3 separate regions of the Homo sapiens genome follow, and regions 2 and 3 are each linked to region 1. Evidence: chromatin loops called from intact Hi-C (ENCODE). Cell type or tissue: B cell. All regions are shown on one strand. Links, peaks and the distances in the headings refer to the core of each region. The heading gives the core; the rest is flanking DNA.

What was found. Peaks named below come from ENCODE experiments on the same cell type or tissue, not always from the same donor. Only the 100,000 strongest peaks of a DNase experiment are listed, where the experiment ranks them.
Region 2: it touches region 1 in a loop (7-fold over the local background); 7 of 110 quality-filtered maps call a loop at or near these places.
Region 3: a loop joins it to region 1, with 17 times the contacts of the local background. A loop is called at or near these places in 36 of 110 quality-filtered maps.

What each region holds. Positions count from the first base shown.
Region 1 is chr3:167,375,617-167,383,839 of GRCh38, reverse strand. It overlaps ZBBX (zinc finger B-box domain containing), which reads left to right and starts at 3,543. Exons shown (of 22, transcript NM_001199201.2): 1 at 3,543-3,593; 2 at 4,048-4,202. In B cell, for the core only: CTCF peaks have their summits at 3,246 and 3,448 (motif pointing left); a DNase peak (open chromatin) is centred at 3,509; H3K4me3 peaks cover 533 bases; H3K27ac peaks cover 506 bases; H3K27me3 peaks cover 274 bases.
Region 2 is chr3:168,043,525-168,050,135 of GRCh38, reverse strand. GOLIM4 (golgi integral membrane protein 4) reads left to right here. Exons shown (of 16, transcript NM_014498.5): 2 at 1,771-1,845; 3 at 3,137-3,186; 4 at 5,255-5,308; 5 at 6,607-6,611. Among named protein-coding and RNA genes, the nearest start is that of GOLIM4, 49 kb to the left of the region's middle. In B cell, for the core only: CTCF peaks have their summits at 2,556 and 2,757 (motif pointing left); a DNase peak (open chromatin) is centred at 2,745.
Region 3 is chr3:167,680,857-167,687,467 of GRCh38, reverse strand. It overlaps PDCD10 (programmed cell death 10), which reads left to right. Exons shown (of 9, transcript NM_007217.4): 8 at 152-234; 9 at 3,079-4,170. The coding sequence ends at 3,160. Among named protein-coding and RNA genes, the nearest start is that of WDR49, 30 kb to the right of the region's middle. In B cell, for the core only: CTCF peaks have their summits at 2,715 and 2,916 (motif pointing right); a DNase peak (open chromatin) is centred at 2,867; H3K27ac peaks cover 440 bases.

The DNA of each region.
Region 1 (8,223 bases), core at 1,383-6,382:
CAGAGACGGTGTCTTTGTTCACCTTTGTACCTATCTTAGGGCCGTGCCTGGAATAGAACAGGTGTTGAATAAATGTTGATTAAATTTAACTATGCTCATTCAACAAGGCTATACATTTATTTTTCAATTTGGAAGACACTGCACATTGCAGGAATCGAAAATTTATCATAGGCCCTGATGATTCTCCTCCATTTGTGAAGCATCAGTAATAATTGCCTTGTGTTATGAAAATTTATTTGCTTAGAAATTCTGTGTCATGGATGATAGGCAGAAATTACAAAGCCGAGAAAAATTATAAAAGGCCAATGTCACCTCTTAACTCTAAGTTTCTTTTTATTCTTCCTCAAGTTTAGCCATTCGGATGCATTTAAATATATTTATATCATACTAATTTGGTTTTTGCTAAGGATTTTTTGTAATTTTATGTTGTCTCTAAAGCTCAGTTTTCTTGACAAGTTGAAAAACCCCATACATATGTAATAGGATGTTATATTTAGCATTTACCAAGGCATAAAGAAAGTAGATGCTTCATGTAAAAGTAAAACCACATTTCAGGGCTTGTAAAAAAGGAGATGGTAGGAATTTGGTTTTGCTACCTTGAAATGCCCACAAACTTTTGCCTATAAAAGAATCTGAAGGGCCAAAGAGCAAATGGAAATTGAGAGAATACTTCTGGAAAGCTGCAGATATGATATTTGTCCCATTTTCTTCCAAAGGTTTGGTATTATCAAAATATAATTGCAATACTTAAAAACAAGATATTCTTTAAGTAGAGAATATACATGTGATACAGTTTAATTCATTAAGGACGGAATTATTAGAATGGTAAAGCTGGTTCAAAGAAAATTTGGTAGCTGACTGTATATAGGAATTGAGATAAAATATTAGTATGAGATTTCTAGGTTAGATACAAAACTGGTTAAAGTTGTATAGTGCAATAAAACCATTAGCTTTGAAATTATTTTATTTAAAGGAAAGACATTATTTACATATCCAGATACAAATGATATGAAAAATGCAGGTGAAAAAATCTTCAAATAAACATACAACATTACACAGAGACTTTATCAATAGTTAATGATAAGAAAAGCAACACTTTTTTTTAGAAAATCATGTAATGCTCAGATTATCTTAAACAGTATTCTAGTATGGCATTGAAAAGACATGCTGTTTTTGGCTTTACCTTATTTCTAAGTTTTGGATAATGCTTGTTTACAGTCCCTGACCCTTATTTCAAGCTTAGTAAAATGAGTCATGTAAATCTGTGCTCTTAATTTCTGCATTGCCGGTAATTTTTATCTCTTTAAATTGAATATCTCCAGTTCAGAAAACTTGTATTCAAACCTTGTCTCCACTGTGGCACAAAGAAGCATGAGTTTGGAAAAACCCTCAGGAATACTGTGCTCTTGATATAGTTGTGGTAAACTGTGTGCGGCATTGCTGGTGTGCCAGTTAAACGCATTTTACTTCAGTGGAGAGAATATCATCTCTCTAGAGCTGTAATTGTTTTGACATGTTTCATTTCATTTTGTCACTAATCATCATTCTGAAAGACAAGCACTTCATACTTTTTATTTTACTATGTGACTTAGCATAGGCTTAGTTTTTGTCTCTGCTTTGCCTTTTCATAACTGTGCATAAGCTATTTTTCTAAATATAAGATAATGTTCTTTTAATGCTTTCAAAAAGTGCAAGAATACTTTATACATTATTTTTATGAGTTTAATTTTACTATTGTGTAAGTAAATGCATTGTAAGAATCATTTTTTGGAGTAAAAGTCCTTTGTAGAAGTGAGGAGAAGTTATTTGCAAAATAATCTTTACTGGGACATAATTGACATGTGTTTACTGTTCTCTCTGGACTGTTTCTTCCTCTAGTGGCCCATGTCTTTCTCTTTCCTTGCATTCAGATACTTCCCTGGCCATCTACCCTAAAACAGAACTCAATTAGTTTCTATTTCTTTATTTGGCTTTAGTTTTCTTCATAGCAGCTGACATGCATTTATACTTGTTTATTGCCTTTCTGCTCCTGTTAAAATATATTTGAAAATAGGAGGGGCTTTGACGATTTCTTCACTCCAGTATTTTTGGGATCTAGGAAATGGACTTTCAATAAATATTTGTGGAATAAATAAATAAATGAATAGATCAGTAAATGGACGAAAGCTGAAAATATCTTTGGTAATTTGAAGAGCGCGCCTGTATGGGAAATAGTCTGTGCAAGAAAACCAGTAGTATCGCACATCCACCTGAAACTAGTTCTTGTATTAAAGTTAAAGGAAGGACGTGGTAAAGTTATACCATGAACACGTTAATAGCAACCATCATAGCCACACCAGCACCACTGTTTCTTACTGTTTATTAAGCACTCAATATGGGCCTGGCTTAGAGCTAAATACTTAATATTTATTGTTTCATTTACTCTTCCATACTACATTACGTATGGACTAACTGTACTGTTATCTCATTTAAGCAGTTAGACTGAGCATTGTTACTTGCTCATGGTCACACAGCAGGTAAGTTGTGGCAGTACTGGCACTCAATCTTGAATCTGCCTGACTCCAAAATCCAGACTTATAACCAGAAGACTACCATTGTCTTCTCTTATCCATAGTGGTTGTAATCTTATATAATTGAATATGCCAAGTGAAATCATTATTTTTTTTTAAATGGGTATTGGCAGGCATAGTAATGTCAAAAGTAATGGTGTAAAGATTAGTACATTAACTGTAATAGTTAGGATTGTTAGTCTGGTACCGAGACAGATGCAATGTGGTTAAGCATAGAAGCCTATACAGTGCAGTACCAACCACACATCCTACTTGCAGTATTTAAAAAGGGAGATAAAAAACAGCATATTTAGGAAGCCAAAGATAAATTCACTACAGGTGCAGCTTTGTTCGGAAGAGTTGAGTTGAGAATTGTGGGTTAACTGTGTGTGTGTGTGTGTGTGTGTGTGTGTGTGTGTGTGTGCATATATTTGCTTTTGCTTTTTGTTTTATACCCATTAGACTCCACGGGTCATGTATTCGGTACAAAGAAAAGAGAGTTCTGGACTTTTGAAGAGACCTGGAATCTCTATTGACTTTGCCTATGGTAGCCATTGATAAATCATTTAAACATAGCATAAATGTGGGAGTTCTGAGACTAAACTCCTTGAATTAATTTGTAGGTCTGCCATTTGCTAGCTTTGTAATTTTGGATTAAGATAGTCAAATTTTTTGTGCCTTAATTTTTTTAGATTTAAGCTGGCTTGCTATGAGGAAGAATCAAATATGACATATAAGTCTCTCACTTGTGCTTGGAATATGACACATGCTCAGGTTTAGCACATACATAATCTCCAAGATCCTCTCTGGCGGAAAGCTTCCAGAGCCTGTTGAGTTTTTCCGCCCTTTTCCTTCCTGTGATCACCATTCTCTCTCATTTCGCAGGCTCCTTTTCGCCCTCTGCCGGCGGACAGTGGCAGAACCCAGCTTTCTGGTTGCTATGGGTACCGAGGTAACGCGGTAACCAAGGAGACCAAGACGGAAACTCCCGGCAGCTATCCGCGGCCATCCGGCGGTGGTGACGCGAGAGGCTGGGGTCTCCAGGTGGGTTGTCTGTCTGCGGGTGGATGAGAGGGGAGGATGGTCTCTGAGTCCGCCTAGCGGGCAGCAAGCCCGGGCTAGTTGGTGCGGGGAGCAGAGCGGGCAGCGCGGCTGGGAAGCAGACTCAGCTCGGGTGGAGCTGGAGGCACCGGCCCAGCAAGTGTTTGCTGAGCCCCTGCCATAGGCTGACATAGTGCCAGGCCTGCAGGCAGCAGGACGGGGCCCTGGCCTCAGGAGTTGAAAGCCTTTGGTATACACCAAAGACTTCCCAGCCCAAAATGCTAATGGATAAATGAATCAAGAGTGAACCCCAGACAGTGAAATTGGGGACTTCATCAGTTGTACCCCTTCTGCAGCCCGACCCTTTCAAATACTAGCCCCTTTTATCCTTTGAAGTCATTTGCACCTTATGAAAAATTTGGCACCCTGAGAAACCATATTTCATCCCCTTTTGTAGCCTTTAGTCTGCCTGCGCGTTCACATGCACCCACTTACTTCTTGAAGTCTACTCCTCACAAGTAAGGGCTATGGTGCGGGGTGCCCGATTCCTGAGAAATCTGAAGATGTGGAAGTTTATTTTTTCTTCCCAAAATCAGCAGTAGAGGGACTCAGGTATGTAAGGTTCAGTTATATATATTTTATAGCTTGACTTAAAATCTAAAGTTAACAAGGCTCATTAAAAAATATAGTAAAGTTGAAACTACACAGGATTAAAATTATACAAACTGTATGCTTATGCAAATGTAATGACTCCCTCTGCCTTTCTCCAATTTAGCTTATCTTATAGTCTACACAGAGGGCTGCCCTGACCTGTCATAATTTTACCAATTGTATTACAAATGAATTGTTTGAAAGTAGTTCCTTTATGTCTTTCAAGACACTTAATAATTCTTGCAATTATTTTATTCGCTTTTTAATTTTTACCTACTTCCTTCACCAGAGTGTAAGTTCAGTGAAGACTGGTATTATACCTGTCTGGTTGACCTTGATCCTCAGTGCTTAACCTGACACCTGGCAGGGAGAGAGTGTTCAATGTATATTTGTTGATTGCTCATCAAGATCGTTAGGAAACATGGAAAAAAGAAAACAAAAAGTTTAGTTGAAGTGGGAAAGAGGGCGTGTTTAATTTTTTCCGTAGGGTAGGTTGTGCAAAAAACTAAAAGCAGTAGAAAAAAAATTACATACTTAGCACATTATTATTGGCACTACATTATGTATAGGGACTGTATTGATTGCTGGGGTTTCAAAGGTCAATGGTAGGACCACTCTCAAATATTTGGGCTACTTAGGGAAACAAAATCTATATAAACAAAGATGCAAAAAATAACACAAGGTAACATACAATAGCAAATGAGTTTAATAAACATGGTCTTTCTATACAAGGAGAAGCTCGGTTTCGATGGAGGGAATCTTCATGATACAGGCAGCCTTCGAATTGAGCATTGAGTAGAATAAAACTTGGTGAGCAGAGAGGTAAACACTAAAGCTCATTATGTAAAAAAGATGAAAGCAGAGATGCTAAGGGTAAAGCACAATCTTGATGCTCCATTTTCTTCTCTAGGTAGTTTCTAAGGCTGTGCCTTCTCTAGGTAGTTTCTAAGGCTGCCCCTTTCCCTGAACCGTGAGCTCTCTGGAGGTCTTATAGAAGCCCACAGCTTGACAAGTCAAGTCACAAATCAGACACCTTTTGTTTAATATCCTGCAAATTAGAGGGGGAGAGGATCCTTACCATTTTCTACATGGATAAGCTGAAGCTCAGAGATTTCTATCACACAAAGATCTTATGACTTTAAATCCAGTGAATTTAGTCTACCTAGGTTTTCTGACCTTAAATTCAGTGCCTTTTAATATTGTTTATTATTTTTAATCAAAAGTATTTTAAAATGGTATCTTGTCCCTTGATATCTAAAGGCAAAGTTTCTCAGTTGTTCTCAAGAGAACCTGCCTATAGAGCATAAAAAATGGGCAACTTGGGTACCATTTAGCACCTTGAAGCAGTATTTTACTATCAGATATCTTGTTTGGCTGAAAGATTGAATGCAACCTGAAGTCAATACCTATATTAGTCCATTCTCACACTGCTATGAAGAAATACCCAAGACTGGGTTATTTACAAAGGAAAGAGGTTTGATTCACAGTTCTGCAGGGCTGGGGAGGCCTCAGGAAACTTATAATCATGGCAGAAAGGAAAGCAAACACATCCTTCTTCACATGGTGGCAGGAAAGAGAAGGATGACAGCTAAGTGAAAGGGGATAGCCCTTATAAAACCATCAGATCTCATGAGAACTTACTATCACGAAAATAGCGTGGGGGAAACTGTCCCCATGATTCAATTATCTCCTACCAGGGCCCTCCCACCACATGTGGGAATTATGGGGATTACAATTCAAGATGAGATTTGGGTGGAGACACAGCCAAACTATATCAATACCTGCTTTACTTTTAGAGCTTTTGCTATGAGAATGTGGCACACATTTATTTAGTAGGACACTCCAGCACAAGATACTATTCTAGAAATCATGTATTATCAGTTCTTGCCTTATAATTTTTTAAATATTTTAAAAAATATATATATTTAAAATAAGGATAATTACAGATAGAAGAAATGTGAAAAGTAAAATTCTTTTAATTATTAAAAGCAACTATTTTAAATTCTCATTTAACATTTCTTTCTTGGGTCTCTGATTTCTAAGTACTATGGTACTAAATGCCTAAACATGTTAATTCACCCAAAGTTGTTTGCTAATTAGACCATTTCAAAATATTGCTACAGTAAGGGAAAATCCCTATTTATGGTATGGTTTTTAAGTCTTGTGCCTAGCATGATCTGAGTCATTAGAAGAATTAACTAAACTTAGATAAGTTTTCAGTTACAAAAAGTGGCCCATCTTGTAAACAGTGGTTTCCCAAACCTCCCATTCTGCCAATGGTGTTCTCTTGCACCTCTGGCTGAATGCTCTGAGTTTCTACCTGTATAGAGCATTGTACGTTCCTTGTTTCCATTCTGTGGCAGTAGGTTTTGATGTGTGGGTTGCTTTCTCAAAATAGGAACATGTGTAGAAGGATCATCAAACCATCATGGACAATTTTGGGTTATATTGGGTATTTTGTGTGAGGAAAAATGGGGTTGTAGACAGAAAAATAATGTAGTCTAATAAATCAGGTAACTAGAAATTTTTCCAAATCACTACTAAATTTTTGGTATTTAGTTATAAAAAAAACTGAATGACCAAAAGACACAAGGAAGTATAAGTTTTGCATAGTAAGGAGTTTATCTGTATTCCTCTGGTTTTATTAGGTGTCTAAAATTTTGTGCTTTGCTATTCTTGCTGCTGACATTGTTATATCCTTGCTATCCCCAGAAAGGTGACTAAATTCTCTGTTGGCTTTACAAAAGGAAACAGGCAGAATAATATGACTCAGAATTATAATCTCCCCTTTTTCTTCATACAAGGAAATTAGCTTATGTAGGTGACTAGATAAAATATGTAATTGAGAAGAAGCCTTACTAATTGCATTCAGTGAAGTGAAATCCCCCTTGAATAAGACCATTTATTGGTTAAATAACATTATCAGCAGAGCTATAAATCTGAGTCATCTTATTGTAATGAGATTTACAGAAGTTCGTTCATTTTTTGTATCAGTAAAATCAATCATATATCAGTTTAGCTTTATATATGTACATACACATAAAATTATATTGTATATCTCAATGTGTAAGCAAAATTATAGCAATTTAGATTATTTAGATTATTTTAATAATCAGACAGATTAACTTTGGAAATTATTTTATCTCTTTAATGATAATAATAACATTATGGAAGTTTTTGTGACAAAGTTATCAATTGTAGGCAAGAGGCCAGTATTTGGATTCCCTGAATATGATCAGAAAGCAATACAGATTCCATGTTATGGAGCAGGATTATTCCTGGAGGTTTTTGAAAGGTGCCTTTGGTAGCTGCTATTTGATGAAAATGGGACAAATATACTACCTACAAAAATGAGGGAGAAAAAAGAGAATTACATTTGAAAATGCTACCACCTCCCTCCCAAAAAGCAAACCAAATCTTAGTTTGCCATTCCTATGGTATCTTTATTTCTTGTTGACACTTAATTTAGCTTTGAGAGACAGGACTTGGTGGTTGAAAATTGAGTCTGAGTGAGACGCCTGCTGTAGATTCTTCTATCAAAATGCCCCATGATATTGTGGTTGCTTTTGTGGATTTCCCCTTGATTGTGAGGGCCTCAAGGGAAGACACCACGGCTTATTTGCCATCATGACTTCAATACCTGGGACCACTAATAGGGATCACAAAGGAACAGTTAAATACATGTTTGTGGATTGAAGGTACAAACATAACTAGTCCCATAAGGCAACCGCTACCTTATTTAAAATGTAGTAATTATTTTGTGTAATTCCATTTTGCAATTATATTTAGAGAATAAATTCCTAGAGAATTTCCTCCAAAATGGTGAAGATCTACCCTTTCAGGTTAGATTTAATTTTTGGAGATAGTCCAAGTAATTTGGAGGTAGGTTTGAGTGAAAAAAAAATAGTTGCTCCTATTGCACAATCATTTTTAATTTCAAATGAGGCACAACAAGATGAATTTGTGTGTTTGTTGGTGTATA
Region 2 (6,611 bases), core at 1-5,000, 670 kb before region 1:
TGCAGGGGGAAAGGATCATCTGGTGAATGGAAAAGGAACCCTGGTAGAGGAAGGGGATGGGGCAGGGATTATTGCAATGACTGCCTACGGATGAGGGAAAAGTTGAGATTGGGGTATGCATGTCATCAGAGGACCACACCATACAAATTTGAGTGGTCACAGGCATTCTAGGAGTTAGAGACGGAGATGTTAGCAGAGGTGTGAATAGAGGTAGGGTCTATCGTGATAGTAGATGGAGTCCTGAGAATGGAAGTTTTATATGGGATGACAAGAAAAGACACAGTGTGGGGAGAAGCTATAGAACGCAGGAGATGATGGCCAACCTGAAAAGAGGACAATGGTGGTTGTTGGCCATCATAACAATGGAGAAAGGGCAAGAAGAGAGGCAGGGAATCCCTTAAGCAGCAAGGGATTGCTGCAGGGATGGGGAAAGGGAGTTTTCTGGGACCCTGATGACTTTGGCAGCAGCCAGTAGTGTTGGGGCTGTTCTGTGAATTGTATATGGTCAACCAGTGATTGATGCTTAAATTGTATGTAGTCACGGGGAGCTTGTGACTGGCCAAAGAATGGAGTAACACGTTTGGCTTAGCCTGCCAAGAATGAGATCATATTTGACCATAATGCTGAACAAACAGGATTCAAAGGGTAGATCAGAATTTTAATTTACTCTGTTCTCTCCCTCGGTGCCTATTCAAACCATTTTGTGGAGCTGAGTTTTCTGTTCCTGGATGAAATCTTAGACAAACTTGTTTGCTTCACTAACTTCTCTCAGATTAAAAGCAAAAAATAGTTCAAAACTTGTATTCATAAACACACAGTCTTGGTTCATTAATTGTTATGTCTGGTCTAGTCCAGGACAGTTAATTCAAAGGTAAGGCTTCTCCCTCCTGTCCAGCTTCTGCTTGCTGTAGGTGTGGAGCCTGCAGTGGGAAGGAGTGTTGTGGTATGCCTCTTCTCCCTTGTTGTCTGCCAGACATGTCTGCTCTTCCTCCCCTGCTCACCAGGCGACTCTGGATTCTTCAGAGTAGACTGGGTGGGGAGGGAGGATAAAGGGCAGAAAGGTCTTACAGAACCGAACATCGGTTTGCCGCTGGTTTCTTCTGGCTGTGGCTGATGGTGAACCTGACTAGTTCTTTTGTGGACCCTTTTATAAATTCTTTGGAGAGTCCCTTCCTTCTCTATTTCTGTGCTTCTCTAGTCTGTTTTCCTTGACGTGGGAGGAGGGAGGAGATACACCTCCTCTTTCATTCCAGTGGTATGCTGCTGAGGTCTCCTTATGGATCCAGGCAGCCTTAATTCAGATGCAGATCATGTTGACTTTGTAGTACTTATGGAATATTTAGGAGAAAATACCCTTCTAGAGTCAGAGAGAAGCCAGAGGTGGAAGTGTAGATGTGGGGGTAACTGCTTTGCAGATGATGGTTAAAAGTCAGGAGATTGAGCAAGGTTGCCCAGGAAGACAGGAGGAAAAAGATCTCAAAAAGACACTTGCATTTAAGAGGCCTAGAAGGAAATGGAGCTGGCAAAGAAGGTGGAAGCATCATTCAGAGTACTGGCTTTAGAAAAGGGCAGGCTGGATGGGAGCCAGCCCAGAATAATGCCTATTAGTATGTCTGTTCTTTACCTGGAAAGGGGAACTTAAAACACATATGTTTTTATTTAAATTGTGTAAAGACTCTACACTGTTTTCTTCCTGTTTTAAAAATTGATGTTAATTTTAGTTTTAAATTTCTAATTCTTTGAAGACAAAAATGTTAACTTTTTTTCCAGTTGTATATGAACACAGATCAAGATTAGAGAAATCCTTGCAAAAAGAAAGACTTGAACATAAAAAAGCAAAGGAAGGTAAGTAAATACATAATTTGTGTTCTGTGTTTTTCCAGTACTCTTCTTTGACGTATCATATACTTGGTTTACAATTTTTTTTTGGCTAAGATCGTTCTCAAATCAACCCAAAGTCAGATAGGTGGACAGAGAAAGACATGTCAAGTAATATATTATGCATTGTGCAATAATCCCTATACAAGATTGGATTTAGAATACTGTATTCAGTTTATGCCACCTTGTGATAGCTCATATATTGGTTACACTTATTATTTCAGGAATAACATATAATTTTTCATCTGCATATTAAACGGGTATATTACTTACACCTGGAACTTCTGTCCACAGATATTGAGGGGGCTGGGGTTGGGGGGGAAGTAACAGGATGCATTGTCCAGAATATGACAAATTTTATACACATACATATATATTTATACCGTAATGAATTGATCCCATTGTCCATTATATTTTAAGTTATGCACCTGTTTTTACCTTGTGAAAGTTTTTATTGACACATCAGTTGATTCAGTTTGAAAGTTTACATTTAGGACAGCCACTGGGCAATGCTGTCAATTTTTATCAGAATTTTTCCATAAAACACAGGCCTTATACAGCTGATGATTTGAAGTTATCTGCATTCTGATATTTATTTATTCATGTTTTATGATAAATCTTGAAATTTAAATTACGTGTTCTGTCTGCCTACCTTGGTAGGAAGGAAGAGGATAGCAGAGGAGGGGCAGTATTGGTTAGGATGTTTTACTGACCCTTGGATTGAGCCTGTGTGAAGAATAGAAGTTCAGCATCATTAAATGCTTTGATAAGATTTGGAGTCTCCTTGCCTTCAAATGCAGAGTGATTTTATAGAGCCATCTAGTGGATAATAAGGTTTTCAAAGCATTAAAGATGGCTTGGCTGGCTTGATTTCTGTTTTCAGGAACTGAATGATTTTAGTGTGCCATCTAGTGGATAGCAATAAATCACCTTTGTCTTCAGATGTGCTCCATTTTTTCCCTCCTAAATTTCAAGGAGAGTTAATCAGAGATATTCTAAAAGCACTTTTAATCAATTGGCTATAATTTGGATTTTGTGGATGCAAGATTTACAGCTGTAAGGTAAAGAGGAAGCTGTATGTTTTTTCCAATTCTTTCTAAAGCAATGAGAGCCAAAATAAAGTATGTAAATCACCAAGTAGATTGTTTTAAACCTAAAACACTTTTGTAAGCATGAGTGAAGTTTGCCTTTATTTCTTTAGATGTTTAAAATCTGTGTAGTGAATTATCACTGTTTTTTTCCATCTTGTATTTTCTAGATTTTCTTGTTTATAAGTTAGAAGCACAAGAAACATTAAATAAAGGAAGGGTAAGTTTTGTTTTTTTTGTTGTGGTTGTTTGTTTTCCTTAATTTGTTTTCATAAAACTTGAAAGAGAGAGAAATACAGTTGCGAACTCTTTTACTTTTTGATCCCTGGGATTATAGGACTGACACCCCCTTTTTTTTTTTTTGGCTGCCAAAAAATTCTAAGAGGAAGACTTTAAACTTACCTTTACTTATCACATTGTTGATAATAGGGATAAACTGGGAATAACCTTAATGTTCAACTATAAAAAGAAGATTATTTCATTTATTTGTTTGCAGTCTCTCTTTTTTATAGAATGTAAGATTTATTTTGGTTTGCCTTCACATGTGTAACATGCAACACAGGACCTGGCCTAGAGTTTTCATTTAAGAACATTTGTGGAATGGGTGAAGGGATGAATGATACTGGCATTTAAAAATATTTTACTTGAAGGCAGCATGCTCGTTAAGAGTCATCACCACTCCCTAATCTCAAGTACCCAGGGACACAGACACTGCGGAAGGCCGCAGGGTCCTCTGCCTAGGAAAACCAGAGACCTTTGTTCACTTGTTTATCTGCTGACCTTCCCTCCACTATTGTCCTATGACCCTGCCAAATCCCCCTCTGCGAGAAACACCCAAGAATGATCAATAAAAAAATAAAAATTAAATAAATAAATAAATAAAAATATTTTAAAGTCCAAATTAACTGGATAAAAGCTACTCTTTTCTTACTCTAAGAAAAGTATATAAGCATTAATTGAAAAACATTGATATTTTGGGGTATTAAAACTAAGAAGAAGCCAAGTGAGTTGGCTCACATCTGTAATCCCAAAACTTTGGGAGGCTGAGGCAGGAGGATTGCCTGAGGCCAGGAGTTTGAGACCAGCCCGTGCAAAATAGCAAGACTTCAAAGTACAAAATATTAGCTGGGCGTGATGGTACACATGCCTCTATTCCCAGCTACTTGAGAGCTGAGGCAGAAGATCACTTGAGCCTAGGAGTTTAAAGCTTCAATGAGCTATGATCCCACCACTCTACTCCAGCCTGGACAACAGGGCAGACCCTATCTCAAAATAAAAAAACTGAGAAGAGTCACTTCTTTGGATAGCCCAGGAGGCCATCAGCTTTCAACTCTTGCTTGCTTTTAACAGCACTAACCAAAGCTGTGTGCACTTGTAATTTCCTTACAAATTAAAGCAGTAAAGTGAGGAAGCAAAAATGCAGTTCATTTTAGAAGTTTTTAATAAAAATATGAAAAAAAATGCATGAGTGTATACTTGTGCTGGCAGGGTAAAGTGAGGGATATGGTACCTAAACATAAACAACATAGCATAGAGAGGGAAAAGAATCAGGTGTGTTTTGCATACTGACTGGTTATGGCTGCCCGGGACTATTGGGTCCATATGTGAAGATACCCCACAGGAACACAAAGATATACCCCTGGAACCTGGAGCTCAGGACACGCAGTTCAGCCAGAGACTTAGGCTCAAGTTTCAATCCTGGCTCTGCTACTTAATGAAATATTTGCTCTTGGCAGGTTCCTAATCTTTACTCAGTTTCTCACTCTGCAAAATAGAGCCTCACTGGGGTAAAATCATGTATATAGAATTTCTTACCCGCTGAAGTTCAGGGAAAGAAAGTGCCTTTTCTCTTCCCCCTTTAAGCCATGCTCAGCTTGTGAGGCCCGCTCCTCATCGGTTTATTTCTTCTTCCCTCTTACCTCAAGCACCCAGCGCATATATTAGCCCTGCGCGGTGACTCTGTGTCTCAGGACAAGTTCGTATGTCTGGGCTCCAGTTCTTCTGAATATGAAAGTGGAAGGAAATCATCTCTAAGGGCTCTTTCAAGCTACTGTTTTATGATTTCATATCCTGCTTTTTTACTCTAAAATCTAGCAAACTAAGGGGAATGTTAAAACTTCATTTCTGTGTTAAATCGATGGCTCCAGCGACATCTTGGTTCAAATGTAGAATTCATTTTACTGTACACAAGTGAAATAAATAAAGTTATATTTTAAAGTGCTTTAAGCTGTATTTAACAAGAGAGCCATATTTATCTTTGTGTTTTCTTTTTTTTTTTTGATTTACAGCAAGATTCCAATAGCAGATACAGTGCACTGAATGTCCAACATCAGATGTTGAAAGTGAGTAATCTAAAGTTGTTATTTATGAATAAAAGAAAGGATTAACTAATACTTGAACTGACTAATGGCCTTTAAAGTGATTAAAGAAAGTTTACAGAAGTTGATTTGTATTGTAATATGGCATTTTAAAATCTTATTTGGCTAAAAATTATATATAGTTGTAATGGCTTGTCGTATTTATCACTCGATTACATAGAACATTTTAATTATTACACATTTTCTTGCAAATCAGGCTCTCGGTTACCTCATTTTTAATTTTCTTCTTCTCTCTATCCATTAGGGTTTTATGTTCATTTACTTTCTCACAGTGGTTTTCCTTAGACATTTTCTTTTATCTTACACAGATTGGAGGCTGTAGAACTATTAAAATGCTTCCTTCTTGTTACTAATATTTAATAAATGTCCTTTTACTTACCACAGGAACACAAATTATTATTTAAAGATTCTGCTTCCTTGGTCCTTGAGTAAAACTCATTATTCTGTGTCAGGAAGAGGATCATTGTTTCTGTCAAGCTGGAAGAGACGGGCAGCATGCAGTTATGCCCTTCTCGCAGGATGCAGATCATGCCGGCATCTCCACCCCACCGTGCCTCCCCCTCGCTTTCTGTTTGCTATTGTCTTTCCCTCTGATATCAGTAGGGCATGCACTTTTTATTGAAACCGGAATCTTTTCTTATTATCAAGAGAGCAGTAAATGAATTAAAGCAAACCATGCTTTCACATTAAGCACTTGGAGACTGTAGTGTTTATCTAGATCATGATTACATTGTAGGATTATAATCGGAAATAAGGTAAATAAAAGTCAATTCTCTAAACAGTTGATTACTATTCCCAAAGGGAAAAGTCTCATTTACTCTCTCTCTTTTAAACTGAGTTACCAGAAAGGCTGAAATACCAAAGAAGGAAAATTAAATGCATTGCTGGGAAAACATCAGATCGAAAGAGGAAATCCATAATACCCAGGGAGGGATAATTTTGCCATTAGCTTTACCTTGTTTCCACAGTAATATGTGTCCCTGGGAATTTTCCCACATTTTTTCCCTTTCCATCTCTCATGCTAACTTCTTAAAAATTAAGGGGAAAATTATTTTTGGCTGTGATCCCAACTGTTCATTTGAAATCCAGGGGAAATGGAGGGAAGCTGCACAAATTAAAGCAACTTGAGAAAAACAAAGCCTATTTCTTCATGTGTTTGTGCTTGCTTGCTTTCATTTGTTTTTGTTTACTGTGCTGTCAAGAAATAGACTCTCATATAATTCAGAGAATGTATATTTCTACTCAAGTTTTCATCTTTGCAGAGCCA
Region 3 (6,611 bases), core at 1-5,000, 310 kb before region 1:
TATTTAAAAGTGAGTACTCCACAATTGCTTATTAGTAATATTCATATAAAGTGCATCCCATATCCTGTGTAATCTCTTGTCCTTGCCTTTGGCTTTTGTGATTATTTCTCTTATTTAGTACTTTATTTCTTATTATATTTTGTGACTGTAGGCACTTGAACACCAAAAGAAAGAATTTGTAAAGTACTCCAAAAGTTTCAGTGATACTCTGAAAACGTATTTTAAAGATGGCAAGTAAGTACTGTAATTTATCCTTTACTTTTAAAATTAAATAGATTATGTGGTTTTATATGATATGAAAACCACATAAATTAAGCCCTTTTATTTTATTATTAGTACTCCAGGCAACTGATAATGAAGGCAGACCATTAACAATAGAAAATGAATGGTTGCTAATCTAGCCATAACTCCTTTCTAGAACAGGAGTTATCAGACGCTTTCTGAAAAGAGCCAGGTAGTAAATATGTTAGATTTGGTGGGCCTGTTGCCGTTATCCACCCATCTCTGCTGTTGTAGTACAGAAACAAGCCATAGACAATGTACAAACAAGGGGGTGTGACTGTGTTTTAATAAAACTTTATACAAAATTCAAATTTCAGTATCTTGAAATAATTTTTACCTGTCATATAATATTCTTCTTTTGTTTTTTAACCATTTAAAAATGTAAAAGCAATTTTAGTTCATTGGCCTACTTTATACACTCCTGAAACAGTGGTTCTCAAACTTTAGTGGCATCAGAGTCATCTGGAGGACTTGTTACAGTCAAATTGCAAATTGCTCGAGGGTCCCACTTCTAGAATTTCTGATTTCGTAGGTCTAGGATGGAGCCTAAGAATTTGCATTTCTTAGAAATTTTCAGGTGATACATTACAGGTCTATTGAGAACTACTGCACTAAAGTTAAAGCAATAGTTGTCAATCCTTTCTGTGCATTAGAGTCACTTGAGGACAGTTTTTAAAAAATTCCCACTGCCTAGGCCCCACCTGCAGAGATTCTGATTCAGTTGGCTGGGAGTGGAGTCAGGGTTTAGATATTTTGTAAAAGTGCCCCAGATGTTTTTAAAGTGCTGTAAGGGTTTTGACCCACTCTCCTGGAAAGAGGCTTTCACAGCATCATTCTATAAAATAGGAAATATACTAAAATGTAAATTGGACATTATTTTTTAATTTATATATAATTGGTTGTGATGCACTATAGAAAACCAAGAGATTTTATATATTTTAACATACATACATGCATACGTATAATGTATAAACTGATGGAAAGTCTGGCCGTATAGGTAGTTATTTGCACTTCAAGTCAAATGTGAGAATTTTTTGAACAAGATTATTTTTTAACAGTGCTTAAAGTCAGAAAAGTAAATAGAGACCTCAATCATTCCATCCTGCTATTCAGGTTTTAAGATCTCTATATTCATGTCACATCATTACAGTATTATTGTAGTAATATTTAAAAATGATAAAAATACATTAGATAGAATTATGTTAATTTTCAGAGTCATTTTTAACAGTTCAAACAGGTTGAAGTATTTACATTTATATTATGAATTAGAGATATCGAGCTAAATTTTATTACTTGTTTTGTGGTGGTGTTCCATACACAGGTTTGTCTAAGGGAAATGCTCCTTGATGACTTAGTTTAATAAGCTGGCATTTGTGTTTTGAAAATAAACTTTTATTTGATTTATGCTAAGCTCAAATAACCAAAAACACATTAAAATAATAATTTACATGATGGGATTATTATTTCTGATTTTAAATTACTATTATGGAATAAGCACAATGAAAGGTAGACATTAATTTAGAGACTAATTTTCATTAATTAATTGAAATTATTTACTCTGCATATGGATTCAGTGTCGTTGCTACTACTTTCTCTCCATTCAGCAGCTTTTTAAAATTCCAGTTCTTTGTGTATCAATAATGTGCTTGAGTTTTATACCTGTTTCCTCAAAACAGAAAATTATTGATAGAACCTGATCTTTAGGCCATCTTTCAGTAGGGGGATGGATTTGCATTGATTCAGCTATTTCTTCCTGGCCCTTCTCTTTTTTTTTTTTTTTTTTTTTTTTGGAGACAGAGTCTTGCTATGTTGCCCAGGCTGGATCTGGGCTCACTGCGACCTCCAGCTCCTGGGTTCAAGCAATTCTCCTGCCTCAGCCTCCCGAGCTGGGATTATAGACACATGCCACCATGCCCGGCTAATTTTTGTATTTTTAGTAGAGACAAGGTTTCACCATGTTGGCCAGGCTGGTCTCACACTCCAAGAGACCTCATGATCCGCCCACCTTGGCCTCCCAAAGTGCTGGGATTACAGGTGCGAGCCACCAGGTCCAGTCCCTGGGCCTTCTCTTTTGAGAAATGTCTAGGATGCGGGTGCATGCTAGATATGATACTAGGAAACTGTTGAGGCCACACAGTGGGACTAGGGCATCATCTCTGAATCCCAGCTGCATGAAGATGAGCCATTAGGAGAATGTGGTGGGGCTCAAAGCCAGTTTTAAAGAATATATTTTTATATGTTGTCAGCTCCCAGATTTTGAAACTGCATGATTATTTTGTTTTAAAAGTATGTTTATAGTAAAAGTAGTTTGTAGTAGTTTGTAGCTTAGAATTTCTACCTTTTTTTAAGGAGATAAAGAGATTGGGATGAATCAGATTGGAAGTAATTAGATTTTTCTTGAGTATTATGCCCATTAATTACAAATTTTGAGATTATGATACTTTGCTGGATTTTACTTGTTAACTTCTATGAAACCACAGCTGGAGACCACATCTGAATCCTCCTTTTGGCCAGTTAACTTGTTCCACCTATAAATGAACTGGGTTGTTGAGGCACTATCATTAGCAGTCCTCCAACATTTTATTACCAGTCAGAACCACCAGGGGGCAGTAATTACTAGATAGTTTAAAATGATGCAAGACTATTATATCCTAAATTGGAATAAAAGTTTTAATAATACTAACTTGTCTTTTTTTTTTTTCTAAAATTGATTCCATTGCTACTGTTAATAGTATAAATCTTAAAAGGGTGAATTTTTTGGATGAAATTAATGCTTATTCTTTTCTTTTTAAACAGGGCAATAAATGTGTTCGTAAGTGCCAACCGACTAATTCATCAAACCAACTTAATACTTCAGACCTTCAAAACTGTGGCCTGAAAGTTGTATATGTTAAGAGATGTACTTCTCAGTGGCAGTATTGAACTGCCTTTATCTGTAAATTTTAAAGTTTGACTGTATAAATTATCAGTCCCTCCTGAAGGGATCTAATCCAGGATGTTGAATGGGATTATTGCCATCTTACACCATATTTTTGTAAAATGTAGCTTAATCATAATCTCACACTGAAGATTTTGCATCACTTTTGCTATTATCATTCTTTTAAGAATTATAAGCCAAAAGAATTTACGCCTTAATGTGTCATTATATAACATTCCTTAAAAGAATTGTAAATATTGGTGTTTGTTTCTGACATTTTAACTTGAAAGCGATATGCTGCAAGATAATGTATTTAACAATATTTGGTGGCAAATATTCAATAAATAGTTTACATCTGTTAAACATTTCTTTACTTGAAAAAATGCATATATATATGTGTGTATATATATATATATATATATATATATGAACAGAAGACCAAGACAACTTGGTGTAATGTCTAAAAAACTTCTAATGGGAGCTTATCAGCAGTTTATCAAATAATAAAGCAAGAATTTCTATTTTTGTCCTTAATCACTTTGGACACAGAGTAGTCAATGGAAATATTTTTGTTAATTACTTATAAGGTACTGAGTATTTTTATATGATTTCCAACCTGTTTTAAACGACTTATGAGTAAGAGATAGCATTTTCTAGTGTTTTTGCACTATAATGCCACTTTTTGAACTCTTGTGACAAATGTAGATTTGACTCTTAAAAATTAAGCCTTTCGTATACTGGGCCCTCATAAGCTTTGCACAATTTTTTCCCAAAAAATAGCCACAATTAATAGTAATTTGAAGCTATATCAACGGTTGGATTGAAATTGTCATGAGTGTTAATATTATATACACTCTTCAACTAGGTACAGTTTTATTTCACCATAGAGAAGTTTTAAGGAAATTATGTATCAAGTGTTCATGTTAAGTGGTTTCATTTTTCAATTATAAAATAAAGGGAAAAAATCAGAATTTGCTTATCTTTTATAAAGATTTTAGACGTTAAACTAAGTTTCTGTTGACAGTATATTTTTTTGCTGTTATGCAACTCAAGTTATTTTATTTTTTCTCCATTTTAAAAAACAGATTTTTAAAGAATTATCATTGGCACCATAAAAGTAGAACATCCTGTTAAATGTAAATGAAAATATGTTGAAAGGAGCAAAAAAAAATAGGCAATTAGATGAAAATTGGATGAAATCTCTTAATTAATGAACATTTTACTGACCTGATTTTTTTTTTTCTTCAAAGATATGTAGCCAGTAAGACAAATAGAATGCTGATCTTTATTTATTTTTGGCATAAACTATCATTCACTCTTGGAGGTAGATGGGTGATCATTTGCCGAATAGACTTGTGGATATATGAAGAAAAAAGACACTGTTTTATTTGCAGCAGACTTTTTAAACATCATTTCTAACATTATCTAACATCATCACTCCTTCTGCTGTCTTTACCCTCCTTTAAAAGAACTCAAGTTACCAGACATGCCTCAAATCACCTGTTTTTATAAGCCTTCCATATTATTCTACTATCCATTATCTCTGGCTTCTGTTTTCATGAAATATTCCTCCACAAAGGAGGCTTATTCTTAGAGTACTTTAGTTTCTTATGTGATCCTTCCAACAGGGCTGAGTTTGTGTTAAAAGAAGGCCAGAGTGGCCCCAGTTAGATTCATTTCCAGAGAACAGAAAAGTGGCTTCAGAGGAAAGGAAGAGGAGGAAAACAAATTTGTTGAGCACCTTCTCTGTGTCAAGCACTAGTTACGTTTACATAATTCTCTTAACAGTCCTATGATTTAGCTATCTTACAATTGAGGAAACTGACAGAGCTTAGGGTACACAGCTGGTAACTGCTAGGGCCTCAGTTTAAATTTGTGTCCAGATTCCATGTTCTTTCCACTGAACTGTACTCCCTCTATTACTGAAAATACGTCTTGTTTGGGATATTAGTTCCCAAACACCAATTTGAGAAACCTCTCCCTGGTCCACAGGAAAATGAGAGAAATTAGAGCAATGTGATTGTTTTTTCATAAATCTAACTGTACTCATTTTAAAGGATCATGGAGATTATTGCTGTTTTAGATGTTTAAAATACTGTCTTTCCACACTTGTAAAAAATGTAGAGTCAGTTTTTTTAAAATGACTTTTAAAAGCCTAATCAGGCAAAACAGGTTGAGAACTTGTTATTGAGCTGTCTTAATTGATTTAAACGTTTTATATGGAAATAATTTCAAATTTACAGAAAATTTGCAAGCATAAGAATAGTGCAAAGAACATCTGTATGTCCTTTAAAATTCAACTATTATTCAGATTTTACCCTCTTCATTTTATTGTTTGCTTTTTCATTTGTCCTTCCTTAAGTCTCCTTTACTGTGGATCATTTCCATGGCCACCTTGGTCGTTTATAGCATTGAATCGGATTTAAGGTATGCATTCTTGGCGAGAACACTCTGTTGATGGTACTATGTCATCATGGTATGATATTGGGGGCACACAATGTCTGTCTTATTGGTGATGCTAATTTTGATCACCTGATCAAGGTAGTGTTCAGTTTCTCCAATGTATAGTTACTGTGTTTTACATTGCGATTAATAAGCAACCTGTGGGAGACTCTCTTAAGTCCATGCTAACAACATTTTCATCCAGGATTTAGCATGCATTGATGATTCTTGATTATTCAGTCTTCAACTTCAGCATTCTTTCCACATGTACCAGTTGGCAATTAATATTTTATTGTAAGCAGGAGCCCTCCTTTCTCCCCTGATCCATCCATTCATTCATCCATCTATATCCATCTCATTTTTACATCTGTTATTGTTATAAACTCATGCTTTTTAATGTTTTTTTTAAAATTAATTTTACCATACTTACTTTGATGCTCAAGTTGCCTTAGATTTGGTCAGTAGAAACTATTGAGCTGGCTCCCATGTCCTTGTGATATCCTCTGTCGTTTGTTTGAAGCACTTCATAGGTTATATAAAAGATATTCCAGGATTTAGAGTCAGCAATTTCTCCATAGAACCCTAGGGAATATTAGATACCTAGATCTGGATGCTGGGTATACTCATTGCTACTGGATGTCTGTTTCTAGGCTATTCAGCAGACAGAACTAGAAAAGTCAAGTATGTACAGTTGGCCCTCTGTATCCATGGGTTGTGCATATGTGGATTCCACATCCCTGGATTCAACCAACTGGGGATCGAAAATATTCAACACAATAAAAGATAATACAATGATAATTTTAAAAATATGGTATAACAGCTGTTACATATCATTTACATTGTATCAGGTATAAGTAATCTAGAGGTGATTTAAAGTATATGGGAGAATGTGTATAGGTTATATTCACATACTGTGCCATTTTGTTTAAGGGCCATGAGCATCCTCAGATTTGAGCATCCTCAGGTTTTG